Regions from separate parts of the Mus musculus genome. Here region 2 is linked to region 1. The links are chromatin loops, found by intact Hi-C in ENCODE. Cell type or tissue: left cerebral cortex. All regions are shown on one strand.

The links. Hi-C counts contacts between places; a loop is a spot of excess contacts. Peaks named below come from ENCODE experiments on the same cell type or tissue, not always from the same donor. Only the 100,000 strongest peaks of a DNase experiment are listed, where the experiment ranks them.
Region 2: a loop joins it to region 1, with 2.0 times the contacts of the local background. A loop is called at or near these places in 3 of 42 quality-filtered maps.

What each region holds. Positions count from the first base shown.
Region 1 is chr5:127,477,009-127,485,008 of GRCm38, reverse strand. The region is part of intron 3 of Tmem132c (transmembrane protein 132C); the gene reads right to left. Among named protein-coding and RNA genes, the nearest start is that of Slc15a4, 140 kb to the left of the region's middle. In left cerebral cortex, a CTCF peak has its summit at 3,343 (motif pointing right); DNase peaks (open chromatin) are centred at 826, 3,349 and 7,066.
Region 2 is chr5:127,371,532-127,379,531 of GRCm38, reverse strand. The region is part of intron 2 of Tmem132c (transmembrane protein 132C); the gene reads right to left. Among named protein-coding and RNA genes, the nearest start is that of Tmem132cos, 94 kb to the right of the region's middle. In left cerebral cortex, a CTCF peak has its summit at 4,495 (motif pointing left); DNase peaks (open chromatin) are centred at 3,693 and 5,057; H3K27ac peaks cover 1,036 bases.

The DNA of each region.
Region 1 (8,000 bases):
GATCAGAAAAGGACATCAAAGCTGATCAAAGAGACGGTGGAGCAGAAAAACGCTCACCCCAGGACTCCTCGGGCTGGCGACTCCATCGCATCTGAAGTTGGTTTTTGATTTTATTGAATGTCTCTCTCCGCCCTGCCCCCTTCTTTTATGATTTTGGCAACAGCAGTAATACAATCAAGGCTCTGTCGAGGCAGCTGTGTAAGCAATCCCCCCCCCCCATTTAACTGGAGACAATGAAAAATTAATCTGGGCCCAGCGCAAATAAGTTTCTACAAAGACAATGAAACCCTTGGACTTTATCCTTCCTCCTCTGCAGATGTTTGCCGCCCCTCTTTATTTACCAGACTGTTAGTTGGGTTTTACAGCCCCCTCCATGCAGGGTACCTTCAGGGGAGCTGCCTTCCTGTCATCTGGCTAACAAACGGTCTCTGGTATAAATGAAGATAGATCACTCGTCTTCCTTCCAACTTGCTCCTTTTTCATTCCAGCACAGCAAATCACCATCTGATGCTTTCAAAGTGTGGTCTGCAGAGCACTTCACTGCGGTCAGTGGGGGAAAGCAATTTCTGCTGGGCTGTGGACTAGCTCCTTAGTGTTTTTAACATCTGGCTTTTTAAAGAGACGGTATTAAAGAACACACTTGCACCTGTTGTTGCAGATGAACAATAAAGCATTTGGTCCGAGTGCCCACGAGGGACTCTCCCTGTCAATCAGGTCACTCCTGTCCCCTCTTTCCTCTCTGACAAGATTCACCATTGTCCCTTTCCACACCCCACTCAGCAGCCCAGGGCCATGGTAACAACTTCAGACTGTGTCCAAAACCAGCCCCTCTGCCTGGAATGTTCTACCCACAGAGCCTATCACACGTCACTGATTCCAAAAGGATTTGACCAACTGCCAAGACAGAATCCAGATGCTTTTCCTGTCCCTGCTTCAAAGTCCCTCATGACCATCATGGAGATGTGTTTGAGAAGGCTTGGTGCACACAGCACACAGCACTCAGAAGGGACTGCAAGGCACAGAGAAGGTGGCCTCTGGCGAATGAGGAAGGTGCACAGAAGCACCCTTGGATGCGGTTCCCTCCGTTCCCAGTGTTTTCAGGGCCGAATGCCTCAGGTCCCCAGAGATATGGAAGGACTGGCTGTGCGGGTTGGCGAGGAGATACAGAGTTGAACTGTGTGCTTCCTAAATACTCGTTGAGCTGGACTGGATTGGGAGATGGGTGCAGCAGCCTAGATTCCCCCCAGTTTCTAAGAGGGTGGTCCTAGAAGCAACACCAACAGCTCTGGGTTAGAGAGACATCTCAGCAGCACTTCCTGTTCCAGTATACTTCCTGGGTTCGGTTGCCAGCACTCCTGTATGCAGCTCACAACTGCCTGTAACTCAGCCCCAGGGAGATCTTCTGGCATCCATGTGCACTGGCACTGGCACACGGGTATCAAAATATGTATCCAGACACACAGGCATTGGGATGAATAAAACTAAACCTTGAAATACCAAGCAAATGAGAAGCTGGAGAGATGATTGGATGGTGAACACTGACTCCTCATCCAGAGGACCTGGGTTCGATTCCCAGCACCCACAATGGCAGCTTGCAACTCTTTGTAACTCCAGTTCTGATGCCCTCTTCCAGCCTGCAAAGGCACGAGGCTAAAGGGTGGTTTGCATAACATGCTAGCAAAACACTCAAACACGAAATAAGTAGAAGTAAGTTAAAAACAAACAAGCAAACACTGCCAATCCTAACACTAAATTCTCATATAAACACTCACTTCAGAGGCCACCAAAAGAACCATACTAATTTGAACCCTTAGCCTGGATGCAAAACCTGACCACTAACCCCTAACATAATACAGAATCCTGAACCCCAACCCTGATCCTTGACTGTAATCTAAGCCCCAATTTCTAGCAATAATCCTAAAATTAATATCTATCTTACTCCAGACACTAGCCTTACCCCAATTTCACCCTTAACCCTAATCTAAATCCAAATCCCTAATTATAATCTTAACCCTAATTCTTAACAATAATCCTAAAATGAACACTTAACCTTACCCCAACTTCACCTCAACTCTAACCCTAATCCTAACCCCAACTATAACCCCAGCCCCTAACCTTAGCCTTAACTCTAACGCTAGTCCTTAACCCTTAACCCGAATCCTTACCCAAACCAAAACTCAACCCTAACCCCAACTTCCACCTCCAACTCCAGCCCAACCTCTAGCCATAAACCCTAACGCTAACCCTCAGCGACACAAAGGCTTGGATGTCTCTGGTGCTCTTTAAAGCACTCTGCATCTCTCGCAGCAGTCTGGTGTCGCTTTGATTCCTATTCTCCATCCACAGATGAGAGAAGTTAGACAGAGAAGCCAGCAAACCACCAGAGTTCCTCAGGAGGCAGGAATGCTGGGGTCTGCACACTGGCAGGCTGGCTTCTGAGCAGAAGGGATGAGGAACTAGACCTGTGGTTATTCCCCCTCCTATTCCTGGCTAGGAGAGTCCACCACAGAAAACAATCTTAAGTAAAACTAACCACACCCTGCAACTCATCCCCAGGGTCTCTCGGAAATGTCATGTTAGTTTGGGACCTGCCAGGCTGAGAAGAACAAACACAACACCCCAGCCCAGGTCACCTCCAATGGTGGCAGTGACACAGGGCTAACAATATCACACATTTCAGAGACTAATAGAAACAACTGGTATATTTAAACAAAACAGACAAAGAGAGGTGCATTCAGGCTTAAAGGGTCATGAAGTTCCTTAGGGGAGCACACAAAAAGCCAAATAAGTTGCCAGACATATGTGCATAAAGCATCAATTATATTTCTCTGTAGTCGACTCTCGGTTTCTGTCAGTGGGATTTTCCACAGGATCCTTCTTTAATCTAAAATTCCAAGAGGCCAGAAGTTCAGAGACGCTTTGAAAATTTCTAATCATTCAGATTATATTCACATTCTCATGTTGTTTTTGTAGGGTCCAATCGTGGCAGAAAATGCATGTTTTGGGGTTTTACAAAGAGGAATCTCCCAAACAGACCACAGTGTCTTGGGTCTTAGGAGTATGGAGAACAACACCAGCTACCTCTAACCTGCTGGTTGGTTGTGGGTAAGCCCCCTTCAGGGTCCTTGCTTCCTGCTTTCTCCACTACTCTCTCCTGCCTCAGGGGTTTACTGAGATGGCTCTGCAAGGAGGCAGCTATAGGAAACACTTTACAAGTTGTAACATTCCATAAAGATATGCGGACTTTTTTTTTTTTCCATTTTATTTCTGGCATGTGTATGAGTACTTACTTGCCTGCACATGTCTATGTATGTTTGCCATGTGCATGCAATACCTATATGGGCCAGAAGAGGGCGACAAATACCCTAGAACTGGCGTTAGGGATGGTTATGCGCTACTGTGAGAAATCTGGGAATAGAACCCAAATCCTCTGGAAGAGCAGCAAGTGCTCTTAATTGCTGAGCCATCACTCCAGTCCTCCCCCTGCAGCCCCCCAAGTCATGAGGGATTTTATGCCTCACGTTTGCCTGCTTTTATTTGGAGTTTTCCACAACAAAGAGTCTGTGCCAGCAATCCTGGTGTGCCTAAGCATATCTGGGGAGTTTGCATTGCTATATACAAAGTACTTGTCTCCTTTCTCCAGGTCTCTCCAAGGATGAGAGTGTGGTGCCTGAAAGGGGTTGGGACCTTCTAGGAATGTCAAGTGGGAAGGAATCTGTCTCCAGGATGTCACTGTTATTAGAGGGGTCCCATCCCTTGCGGCTGTTGGACTGGTTCTTTCAGCTCTTCCTATGCTGTTGGCTACAGACCCTCTACTTTTTGCCAGGCCGGCTGTGCCAACATGCAAGCCAGGAAGACAATGGGCTTCTAGCAACACATAAGCACAGCCTTTGTTGCCTAATCACAGAGGCGACGCATGCAGTAATACTGATTAAAAGCAAGCCACCGGCTCAGCTCACAATGACGAGGGTAGATTACATAAGGCCAAGGACCCAGGTGGGAGGATGAGGGGAGCAAACCTCGGCTTTCCTAATTGCACTTTGACGACTGGCCAAGCATTTGAACACGCCAGTCATTTGCTCTTGACAGCAACCTCAGGGAGTGGGAAAACAACACCTCTCTCTTAGAGGCAAAGAAACTGAAGCTAAGAGAAGTCTGTATGACAAACGCTGGCACAAACTCCACATTGTGGGCCCTGTCTCAACCACCCAGCTATGCTGAAACTTTTAATTTTTTAAAAAAAATATATATTTATTTTATATGCATGAGTGGCTTCCCTGCATGCATGTATGTATGTATATATGTATGTATGTGAGCCATGTGCATGCAGTACCCGGTGTCAGATCTCCTAGAGCGGCAGCTGTAGATAGCGTGAGTCTCCACGTGGATGCTGGGAATCGAACATGAGTCCTCTGCAAGAACAGCGAGTTGTTCTTAACCACCGAGCTACTTCTCCAGCTCTACAGCATTTTCTTATGAGACTTGGTACCCCATGGCTCTTGATGATGAGACTGGAGTTCCTATGGAGAATAAGCCCTTTACAGCTGTCAGTCAGGGTGGATGCCATCAGACAGACAGTCAAACAACTCTAAGAGAACTGCTTGCTTTCAATATTGGTGTTTGGAGGCAGGGTCTCCCTGTGTAGCCCAGGCTGGTGCAAAACTCAAGATCCCCTTGCCTCTGCCTCCTCAGTGTTGGGATTTTGGGTGTGTGATGCAATTTGCTAGCTCAGTGGAAAGTATCAGGAAATGTAACAGATGCCAAGCCTCTCCTGCTAATATCCAGGACTCAGGGTTCTCCTTTTTTTTTTCTTGGTCTATAAATATTTTATCTTATTTCTCTCATCTTATTAGCTCTTGGAAATTTTTATACAATGTTTTTTGATCACATTCATGTCTCATCTCAATTCCTTCCATAGCCACCCCCCTCTTCCCTACCCACCTAACTTTGTGTCATTAAAAAATTTATTGAATACAATCCATGCTACCCACATACTCTTGCCTATGTGGTCCTCATTGGAGTATGGTCAACCTACCAGGGGTCCGTATCCTTAAAGAAAACCACTTTCATTCTCCTAGTAACTGTTGGTTGCCAACAGCTCCGGAGCTAGCTGTGGGACTTTGTGCCCGCCTCTCCGCTCCATGCTGGGATTTTAAGGAGTCTCCCACCATAGTAATAACACGCCCATTTGATAGAATGTGTGATGGTTACTACCGACTGTCAGTTTGACAGAATCTACATGCACCCAGAGGCATGTCTATGGCCTGTGGATTTAGCTCGTCTTGCTTGTAGGTGGCAGCATCCCAGGACCGAACCACCACCACCACCACCACCACCACAACAAACAGACAGTGATGCTCTGCGCACCAGCATCATCTCTATCAGTTTCCTGACTGCAGATGCTATGTGACCACCTTAGCCCTGCCCCTGCCACCACAGTGAAAGCTTCCCTACTGACACCATGGCTTCCCTACTGTGATGAACTGTGCCCACTGGGAGCCAGAATCAATCTCTGCGGTTGCTTCCGTAAGGTGTTATGTCATCGCACATAGCAATGAGTTAAGTAATCAATACGAACAGGGACCATGGGGAGTTAACAGTGACCATTCTCAAGATCATAAGACAAATGGGAGCTTGTTCTATCACCACCTGCCTGGCCCAGAAAGGGCACAGAACACGCCAGGAAAGCAGGGGCTTTGCCCTGCAAAGAGAGGAGGTCTGGGGCTTGCACAGCTGTTCCTGTCATTATTACCAGGAGCACACATGAGCTCTTGGCCTTAGTATCACAACTGTCCCACCACACCAAGCCACTCTAGTGCTGGCTGGAACTGCTATGCCAAGTGCCTGAAACATCTGGAAGAATCTGCTCTTTGTAGAGGAGCCCTCGTTTTCACGATGTGTATCTCCTGTGTGCGCCTGCGGTGTGTGCATTTATATATGCCTGTACGGTTTGTTAGTTTCTGCATAGGCATGGTGGCATGCGCATGTCAGGCCTGTAGTTGAGAGCAAGGATCAATCACCCTTCATCACTTTTCTACCTTTCTACCTTAGTCCCTGAGGCAAGGTCTCTCAATCAAACCCAGAGCTCACTGATAGGACTAGGCTTACTCTGGGGACCTCTTTCTTACCCCCCCCCCCCCGTTCCTACCTTCTGAGGTTGGAATTAGAGGTAGCTTGCCACACCTACCCACCCAGCACGTACATGGGTTTCCTGGGGACTCCTAACTCTGGTCCTCACATTTGTACTTTAACTGATGAGCCAGCTGTCTTCTCTAGGTTCACCCCCCGCCCCCGCCCACTGACATTTTACTGGCTGGGCCTCAGTGGACTCCCTCGGATTCCAGTCTCACCTTCAATCCTGGTGACCCTCTGCCTCACAGGGCCCACCTTCCGCGTTAAGACTCACTATTATTAGAGCCCTGCTTGCGGTAGACACCCTTAGCTCTTCCTCCTTTGTACTGTGCTCTTGACGGCTTGGGCTGTGACAATCAAAGATCAAAGCCGACATCTCCCAGCCTCTCTTACAGGGAGGTGTGGCCACGAGCCTGTTCTGCTCACGAGAAATGATAGGTGCAGGTTCAGTGTCCCTTTAGAAGAGGAGGCAGGTTTTCTGTTTCACCACGGTTAATCCCAGTGGCTGGAGTTCTCAGTAGGGGATAAGCCATTGTGGGTGGAAGTGGGCGTAGCTACACTTTGGGGGTGATGGAGGGACAAAGCAGGAGTCTGAGCACTCAGCATCTTTGCTGAGTAAAGCTTCCAGTAAAAGAAGGAGGGGGAGGGGGAGGGGAGGGGAGGGGGAGGGGGAGGGAGAAGGAGGGGGGGTTGTTCTATCTGTCACAGAAACATCCCTTTTACTAATAAAAGAAACCACCTCCGTCTATATAGTGAGCACCTTGGTCCCTGATAGCCGCCTCCCTGTGTGGAGAGTAGGAATACACGCCCCAGCAGCCCACAGAGGACCGGGCGTGACTTGCCTTTATCCTTACTTAAGCACCAGCGCATCCTCCCAGGGTAGAAAATTAAGGACATGATGGATGAGTTGTCTCTGCCATTTAGCTGGCCTAATTTATACACTGCTGGTGAGAAAATGCTGCACTTGAGACAGAACAAGTACGGAATAGTAAGGACCACTTATGAAGAATTAATGTGATCCCTGGGAACAAAAGGGGAAAGTTATCCGACTACCCGGGAAAGGCACCAATGGCTTTGCCATTGATAACAAAAACGTGTTACGCTGTCTTTGAGAAGGGTGTGAGGTCTGCCAGACCTGACTGATTCAAAGTTATTCAGATATCCTCTCTGCTGGGAGTGTGTCTTCCCACACTGCTTTAATTGTTTCTTTTGAACGAGTTGTTAGCTTTTCTTCTGAACAAAAGATTCAAAGCCTTTCCCGCCTTAGGGAGTCTGGGTGTCACTTTCAGAAGACTTGGAATGGCAAGGCGACGGAATGAGGACACATGGGCACATGGCGATTAGGAAGTGGGTGCCTGAGGTCCCTGATCTATGGTGACCAGACTCTGAGGCGTATAGAGACCAAAAGATCATATACACAGCCAGTCTTTATGTTTTTAATGTATCTAAATGGCCACCCTTGTCTTCTCCATTTTCCAACTAGACATTTTGCCAGTGAGCTTTTGTTCATAAGTATGATGGTGCCACCTCCCTGTTGGTGACATTTTAAAGGTTAGGAAGCACTCCCTTCCTGCCTCTGCCTGGCCAACCCTGATCTTTGGTTGCTGTTGTTACCCTTGGATCACGGCAACAGAGATGGATCCTGTGTGTTAGCGCACACGACGCTCCCGACTGGTTCCTGAGCACATGAGAGCAGAAGTCTAGCTGCAGGAGGGAGCCAGACCGCACTGGGTTTGTAGTGCAGAGCAGATTCTCTTTAATTCATACCACTTTAAACACGGCCTTGCTTACAAGCAATTGACCCAGATTCAAGTAATACCGTCCTTTATTGGACTTAATAACACACAGCACTTCTCTAGTGAACTTGC
Region 2 (8,000 bases), 110 kb after region 1:
CTCATTCTCCAGGGTGCTGACCCACATTGTTTTCATTTTGGAGTCACGTCAGCAGACATTTGATTATGTCAAAGAGATGAAGAGATTTAGACAAATTGGGGGGAAAACAGCAGAATGGGCACCTGGTGGTCTGGTCTGCGTGGTATATGGGAATACATGGCCCTTAGCTGCATGATCAGTTGGTGCTGGTTCATGAGTTTCCCTATATTGAAAAGGAGACCCATCATGTCTGTAAAGTCTTAGCCCAGATCTGGATGATCTCCCTGCATCTCTCACAGCCTGGTCCATATCACCTTGGTTCTGGGACTTAAGGTGAGCAGATAAGAGTAACATGGGAAAGCCACAGGAAGCTGTTGCCACAGCACTGCGGAATTTGACTGCTCTGTGACTACTAGCAATTTGGGCAAATTATACACTCGGTCTGTTGAAAACGGGTGGCCTCGTTACCATGTCTGAGAAGGCAAACTGCTTTGAAGAAAGATAGTGTCGTCCTACAAACCCAACTCACACCATCCAGGCAGCCCTTGGTTTCTTACACCTCAGTCTAAGGGGAATAAGCAGAGGCCCACAGAAAGCACAGTTATTACTATGAAGTCTCCAGTGACTGAAAAGGTGACAGATTAATCATCTCACACTCATTAGGCCTCCGTGACTGTCACTCCGTGGTGCTTTGTGGCCCTTCCTTTGATGTTCCATAAATGGGCTTGGCTGCTTGTTTGAAGACAGAACATTCTAGAAGCCAGTGTAAAATTCCCAGGAGGGAGGGGGCTTTTTATAATCACCATTATGACTCCATTATGGAACACTTTTTTTTTTTCCTTATTCCATATGGAGTTCAGAGTGAGTGCCAGAGCGCTTAGAGAGGTTTTCCCTGGAGGCTTTGTAAACACAGACACTGGGGCAAGCCTTCCATTAACTAACAGCCAAGTAAAACCTGCCGGCGAGTGCAGAGTTGGAGCAGGGATCCAGAGGAGGAAAGGGTCTCTTTGGATGGTCAAGGCTGCTTCTCAAATGTCCTGGTCCCTATGCTGGGCACAGGGTCATCCCACATCAAGCCCATACCCTCTCAGGGAAGATTTTTGTCTATCATTTGCTGAAAGGACAGAAAATATAGATGAGCATACACCTCTAGGAGGTAACCCAAGAGGAGCGAAAAGAGGCGACTTGAACCTTCAGAGCCACACCCTTCTCTTTTAATCTGTTCAATTCTGTTTGAATGTACACACTGCTGAACTGGTTAAATTAGATGCCGAAGTGGTAGCAATCTAGAGGGAGAGAAAAAGTTGTAGGTATGTTTTTCTTTTAATGTAATATTTTCTGTAACTTTATACAGGGGGGGGGGACCCACTTCCTTAGCAACAGCTCTGCTTCCTGTTTCTTAGAGACTGATCAAGGATAGAAGGTGGTACAGCCAAGCGAGTACCTGGACCTCAAAACTCTGGGTGAGGGTTTTCCAGAGGCAGGCCACTTCTAATTATTGCTAATTGTGGTCTCATTGCTCTGAAATGGGCCTACATAAGCTAAGCAGATGCTCTACCAGTGAGCCACACTTCCAGCCCCCAGTTCTTTGAATGGTGTTTAAAGTGGCTTTGATTGACCTTAAGGGAAAGAGGACCCCCACCCCACCCCGATAGCATGGATTTAAGGTCCTGCGATTCCCAAACATCTTCTCCTGGCCACTCCTATCTCTAACATAAAGTCCTAAGGCATTCTTGATTGTGACTGATGGTCATTTCCTAAGGGTGCCCCATGTAGATTTAACATTGGGGTCTACTTTGTGTGTGTTTTATGGGGAGTGGATAAAAGGAAAATTCTATCTATCTATCTATCTATCTATCTATCTATCTATCTATCTATCTATCTATCATCTATCTATCTATCTATCTATCTATCTATCTATCTATCGTGTGTGTGTGTGTGTGAGCACATGTCAACACACGCACTCACGCACGCACGCATGCACGCACGCACGCACGCAAAGGTATTTTCTGAGCTATGGAGCCATTTGCTAGGAAGCAGCAGACACCAAGATGCTTCACTCTCTGAACCCCATACACATATTCTCAGAAACAAGAAACTCCAACCCCTAAAAACAAGATGATCTCTAAGATACTTCAATAATATTAACTATACCATAATACAGAACCAAGCATGGTTCTGTACTTATAAATCCAGCACCTGTGAGGCTGAGGCCCGAGGATTGCTTAAGGCCAGCCTGGGTTACATAGCTCCAAAAAAGCTTGAGTAAAACCTTGTCTCAATCTCTCAATCTCTTTCTCTCCCTCCCTCCCTCCCTCCCTCCCTCCCTCCCTCCCTCCCTCCCTCCCTCCCTCCCTCCCTTCCTCTCTACCCCTCTCCCTACCTGTGAAATCTCAGTTTCCTGGGACGAGATGAGGTGGGAATTAAATGGCCAATGGTTGTAGCATCTCCTTGTGAATGGAGAGAGCTGGGCTGTCTACACAGTATGGCAGTAGAGCAAATGCAATGTTACAGGGTTAATTCCATGTGACCTCCTCCTCAGTATAGATACACTTGTTCCCAGAACCACAGGTCACATTTCTTAATGATCTCCTCCTCCTCCAGACAGACCCCCACCCTTGCCACAAGCCTTCCCTTTGGTTTATTTGGGGGGGGGCACTCATGGTGTTGAAAGGTCCAGACCCACTTTCCTTAGAGAAAAAAGCCCACTGAGAAGTTGTGTGAGGTTACGTTCAAGCGTGACAGTTTTTGAAAGAACACATTCTATTTAGTAGTTAGCAGAATTGTTAGCAGAATTCTAATTTTTGTTGTTAGCAAAACCCGACACAGCCTAGAACTCAACTGGAGGATGTCTCAACAGAGTAACTGTCTTTATTGGATTGGTTTGTGGGTGTGACCGTAGGAGGTTGTCTTGACTGTTAATTTATATGGAAGGGTCCAGTACACTGCGGGCGGCACTATCCTTAGGCAGCTGATACTGAGCCATATAAGAAAGCATGAGCATATGAGTGAGCCAGTGAGTAGCATCTTCCATGGATTCTGCCTCCAGATTCCTGCCCGAGTTCCTGTCTTGAGTTTACTCAATGATGGATTGTGACCATGAAGTATAAGCTAAACAAACCTTTCATCCCCGAGTTGCTTTTGCTCAGAGTGTATTATCAACTGCAAAGAAATAAAAAAAACAGAACAGAACAAACAGAACAGAAGCTAGGAGAAGGGAAAATAAACCAGAAATCAACAAGAATTCTACCTACGGAGGGAAGAGGTGAGTTGCAATGGGGCAAAGGTGACAGAGGACATTGAGACTTCAAGTTCTGTCTCCATATGAGTAGACTGAGGCTCGTGGGGGCTCAAACTTCCCTAAAACTAAAAGGCTGATCCAGGATGAATCCTGCTAGCCAGCCTCCACAGTGGTCCCATTAGGGTAGCATCAAGGAGAAGGCAAGATCACAGGTCCTATGAGTGGAGCCTCAAACACCAGTTGCTGGAAATAGTCCTAACATATTTACCTATTGCTTTTCATTTAAAGCCACCAGAGTATGCCACAAGAGAGAATGGGTTTCTCTGCCTGTGGGAGGTACCCACAGTGACACTGGGCATCTTGGTTGGTTTGCCTCTCCCTTTCCCTTCTGTGGGAGGATCCGCATCCCTGTTCCTAGAAGCATTCGTGTTATCCCAGCAGCAGCAGCCTACAGGCCAGGAAGCAACTAGCTTTCAGCAGAGATACCACCGTCTCTTTCTGAATCACCATCTGGCCAGATACAAGGCTAGAAGAGGAATGAGTGTGCCTAAACAGGCTGAGTATTATTCAAGGTGACACACAAGCTGGCTTGGGTGACATGGAAACTGGCTGCAGCAGCAGTGTGAGCAGCTAGTTTGAGGAGGGTGACCCTTGCAAGCCCCCTGCTTAAGCTGTTGGTGGAAGCTGAAGAGACATGCTCTTCAAGGGCAATGGGCACGGTTTGAGGCAGAGAAGACTTCTCAGGCAGACCACAGCATGTCTCCTCTATGCTGATCAGAATGACAGCGTTCCCCTTTTAGTTGCTTCTGAATCTGCTTGTCCTGCACAAGAGATGCTGGAAAGTGCAGAGGCTCAAGGCCCCTTTCATCCTGGCATCCATCTTCATCACTCCCTTTTCTGCCAGAGCAAGGGAATTCTGAAGCCATCTTGCTCCAGAGACAGAGACAAGCACTCATTTCCTTCCTTTCTGAGCTCCCAGAGGTCTCAAGTTTCCTCCCAGGGAGGAGGCTGCCTGACATGATCCTGATGACACTTCTTTCTGCCAAGTGTGATTTGATTCACTTTACTTCCAGTTTAGCAAAACCTTCATTTATTTAAATAAGAACAAGCCCAAATAGCTTGCCCAATGTAAACATTAAAGATGCTTCGGCTGGAGAAATGGCTCAGTGGTTAAGAATATTGGCCACTCTTGCAGAGGACCCAGATTTGGTTCCCAGAACCCTTGGTGGCTCATAGCCATCTATAACTCCAATTCCAGGGGATGTGAATGCCCTCTTCTGGCCTCGAAGGGCACTGCACACACCTAGTGCACAAACAGATATAGGAAAATACTCACACACATAAATAAATCTTTTTAATTAAAGATGCTAAGTAAACAGTTAAATTAACTTTTTTCTTTGAGCAAACAAAGAGCCATACCAGATAGGAAGTGTGTGGGGCCATCTACAGGGACAGGGAAGGCAGGGAAGCTTTCAGAAGATACAGCAGGGAGTGTAGCAAAGAACACATTTATTTGCTATAGATACGTAGTTTGTCCAATTTAGATACATAGTTTGTCTACGTAGAAAGTCTCCAGTCTTGAGAAGAATCACAATATGGTAACTACAGTGGGTAACAACAGCATACCCGTTGTGAGGTGAGCCATTAAAGCGTTAAATACCAACAGGAGGTTTGTTGTTGGGAGAGGGTGGGAAGAAATATTGTCCTAAATTCTTCAGCGACTTCAAACCATGAAGAGAGTGAGGAGGAGCCAGGCTGCTTTCCTCCCCCAGCACCTCTCATCCAACAGCTCTGCTGAGCCAAAACGTGACCTCCCACGGTCCCATTTATAACTCAGTCCTCATGGGTGACTCATCTTCCCCCTGTGCACTTCGGGATGACGTAATTGTCATCTGGACTCCATCTTGAAGTCGTTCATCTCAGAGACTCTGACACAGATCCACGGACTGCAAGATCAGCCACGTGACCAAGCCTTGTTCCAGGAAGTGTTCATTAACAGATAATAAAGGGACCTGAGAGTAAAGTGCAAGCCGATAGCAAGGACAGCTTCCATCTGAATGATCCAGATGATCACTTTTTTTTTTAAAGCAGAGATGTTAAGATGGACTCATTACAAAGTTCTAGTCTAACTAGATGAGGCCCCTTCTCTTTGGTAAACGGGAAAATTGGCCTCTATTTTCAACAGCTTGTGGCCACATTATACTCAGCCAACATGTGGGAAACAGAGTCCTTGCCTCGTCGAGAAGGGATGCTCTGTCCTTAACAGGCAGCCTTTAAAAGACACACAGGGCACAGTTTTGAGTCTCTGTGACAGGCATGGGCTCTGGGGTCTGAGAAGCAACTGTGTCTAACTCTCACCTTGGTGGTCATGAGCAGCTCTTTTGAGCTGTATTCATTCATTCATTCATTCATTCATTCTCAACAGAGAAGGAGACTGCCTTGTGCACTGTTATGTACCGAATACCCTCTCCCCAGCTTCCACCCACCAGCAACAACATCGAGAAGCATGCACATATATTATCAAGTATCTTTGTGGAAGTGGGGTGAAACTAATCCTTAGCTGATCTCAATGACAGCAAGGACAACTGTCTTCCCCAAGCATGCTGCTCTTGCCTTAGAGACGGGAGCTCACCAGTCAGATGCCCCCAGCTCAACTCAGCTCTCAATCAGAAAGAAGGCCCAGCATGCCTTTGTGGGACTTCCAAGAAAACGCATGTGTGATACACGTAAGAGTAACATAAAAATAGTTCATATTTATTAAAAGTGTAATAGGTGCCTAATGTAATAAACTTCTATTAGATTGAAGTCTCAAGATACCACTGGACATGGGTTCTGTGATGATCCACCTGCAGAAACCAAGGCTCAGAGGGGCTGTGGAACTGGTCATGGTCATACAGCTGGGAAACTGTGGTGCTGGCTTTGAACCTCAGGACCTATCTCTGAGCTTCTCTTCTCTTCTGTGAGGCTGCAGCCAGAGTGCACACCTACTGCTCGCCCCTGCCCCACTCACGAGACCCCCCTCCTCTTTAGCACCTCCTTTTCATTTCTTTCCCAGATGAAGCCATATGCACGCACCCTTAACATGCTTTGGTGAGATTTATTCACCTCTTCCAGCTTTAAGAATAGCTTGGTGGATAAACACACTTGCATTCACTGGCCACTGTAAATAGATTAGAGATGGCTGTGTGGCCCAAACAAAGTCAAAGCAACTCAATTACAGGCCATTTACTGGACTCATTATAAGAGAGACATCTACTTTAGACTCTACGAAGGGCAAGAGGCAGGAGACACTGGGGCTCCCCGAGCAGAAAATGAGAGAGGTAATGACAATCTATGCCAAAGGGATGTCATTCAAGCCCAGAGGCTTCTGGATGCAAATCCCCTCACCATTTCAGCTGTAACCAGGCTATGTGTGATGGACGCATGCCTCCTCTCTCAGTGGCCTCATTTTATCATCTGTAGGATTGTCTGTTGAAAGGACTGAGTTATTTTCCAAGTGCCATGGAAACACAACTGTTTAGGAGCCCACAAGGACCACCCAAGCCACAGTGTCCAAAACGACTTGGAGCTTTGACGCTTGGGACCCACAGGTTCCACCCTGGCTGCACTCAGCAAGACTAGTATAAAAGACCACACATTCTTTTGTCTGCAGCAAGTTCTATTTTCAAAGATCTCCTCTGGGAAACTCGAGAGAAGAGAAATCAGTTAACATATTGTTGTGTCACAGCAATGTGGTGGTGGCCGCAGGGATCTGAAGGAAGGTGAGGCATGGTCCCTGCCTTCTGCACATCACTGGTCCCTGCCTCCTGCACATCACTGTTGTGAATGTTTCTATCAGGGCAGGGGCATCCTGGCCTCACAGCTAGGTGTTCTCCAGGGAAAGAATTAAGGAAAGAAGCTCTTTCTATAAGACAGATATAGAGACCATGGAGGGAGAAGGCAAGAGAGACAAGGATCCCAGCTCTGGGGGAAGGGAGGTGGATGAGATCTGGAGAGCTGAGAGCTGCAGCCATCTTCCCTTGTCCCTGTCTGCTGTATACCTTTCTTCTGTTTACCTCCATGTCCCCAAAACTCAGGACCTGCCTTTCTAGGCAGAGTTCCCCATGCCTCTTGAGGTAGACTCCAACCCACCTGTCCAGAGGAGGCTCGGAGGCATACACTCAACTTCTCTAAGAACTCAGGAAGCACTGGCTGGAATGGCAGCCTGCATCAGCAAGAAACTCTGTAAATGCCCCTTTTCCCTCTGGCCAAGAGTTGGACTTGGCTAATAATTCCTGGGGGGACAAGACACATAGTTCACCTACTTAAAATTCAGGAGCCCTGGAGAATGATGTCAGACCAACAGAATAGCTGTGTACTAACACATGAACATTCCAAGAACATTGCCCAGGGCACGGTGACACACATTGGTCATTCCAGCACTGCCAAGGCTGAGGAAGAAGGATTTTAGACCAGTCCATGCTACATGGTGTGTTCAAGGCCAGCTTCAGCAGCACTATGGGTTTCAGCGTCAATGAATAGAATGCAGATTTGGGAAGATGCTTCAGCTGGGAACGTGTTGTGTACACAAGCATGAGGCTCTGAGTTCAAATGAAGTGCTCACATAAAATGCTGGGCATGGTGCTACATGACTGGATTCCTAGCACTGAGCAGGTAGAAATGGGTGGATTCCTGGAGCTCACTGGTGGGCCAGCCTTGCCTATGGTGTGAGTTGTGAGATAGTGAGAGACCCTGCCTCAATAAAAAAAAAATTCCAAGACAAAAATAAATAAAACCTACC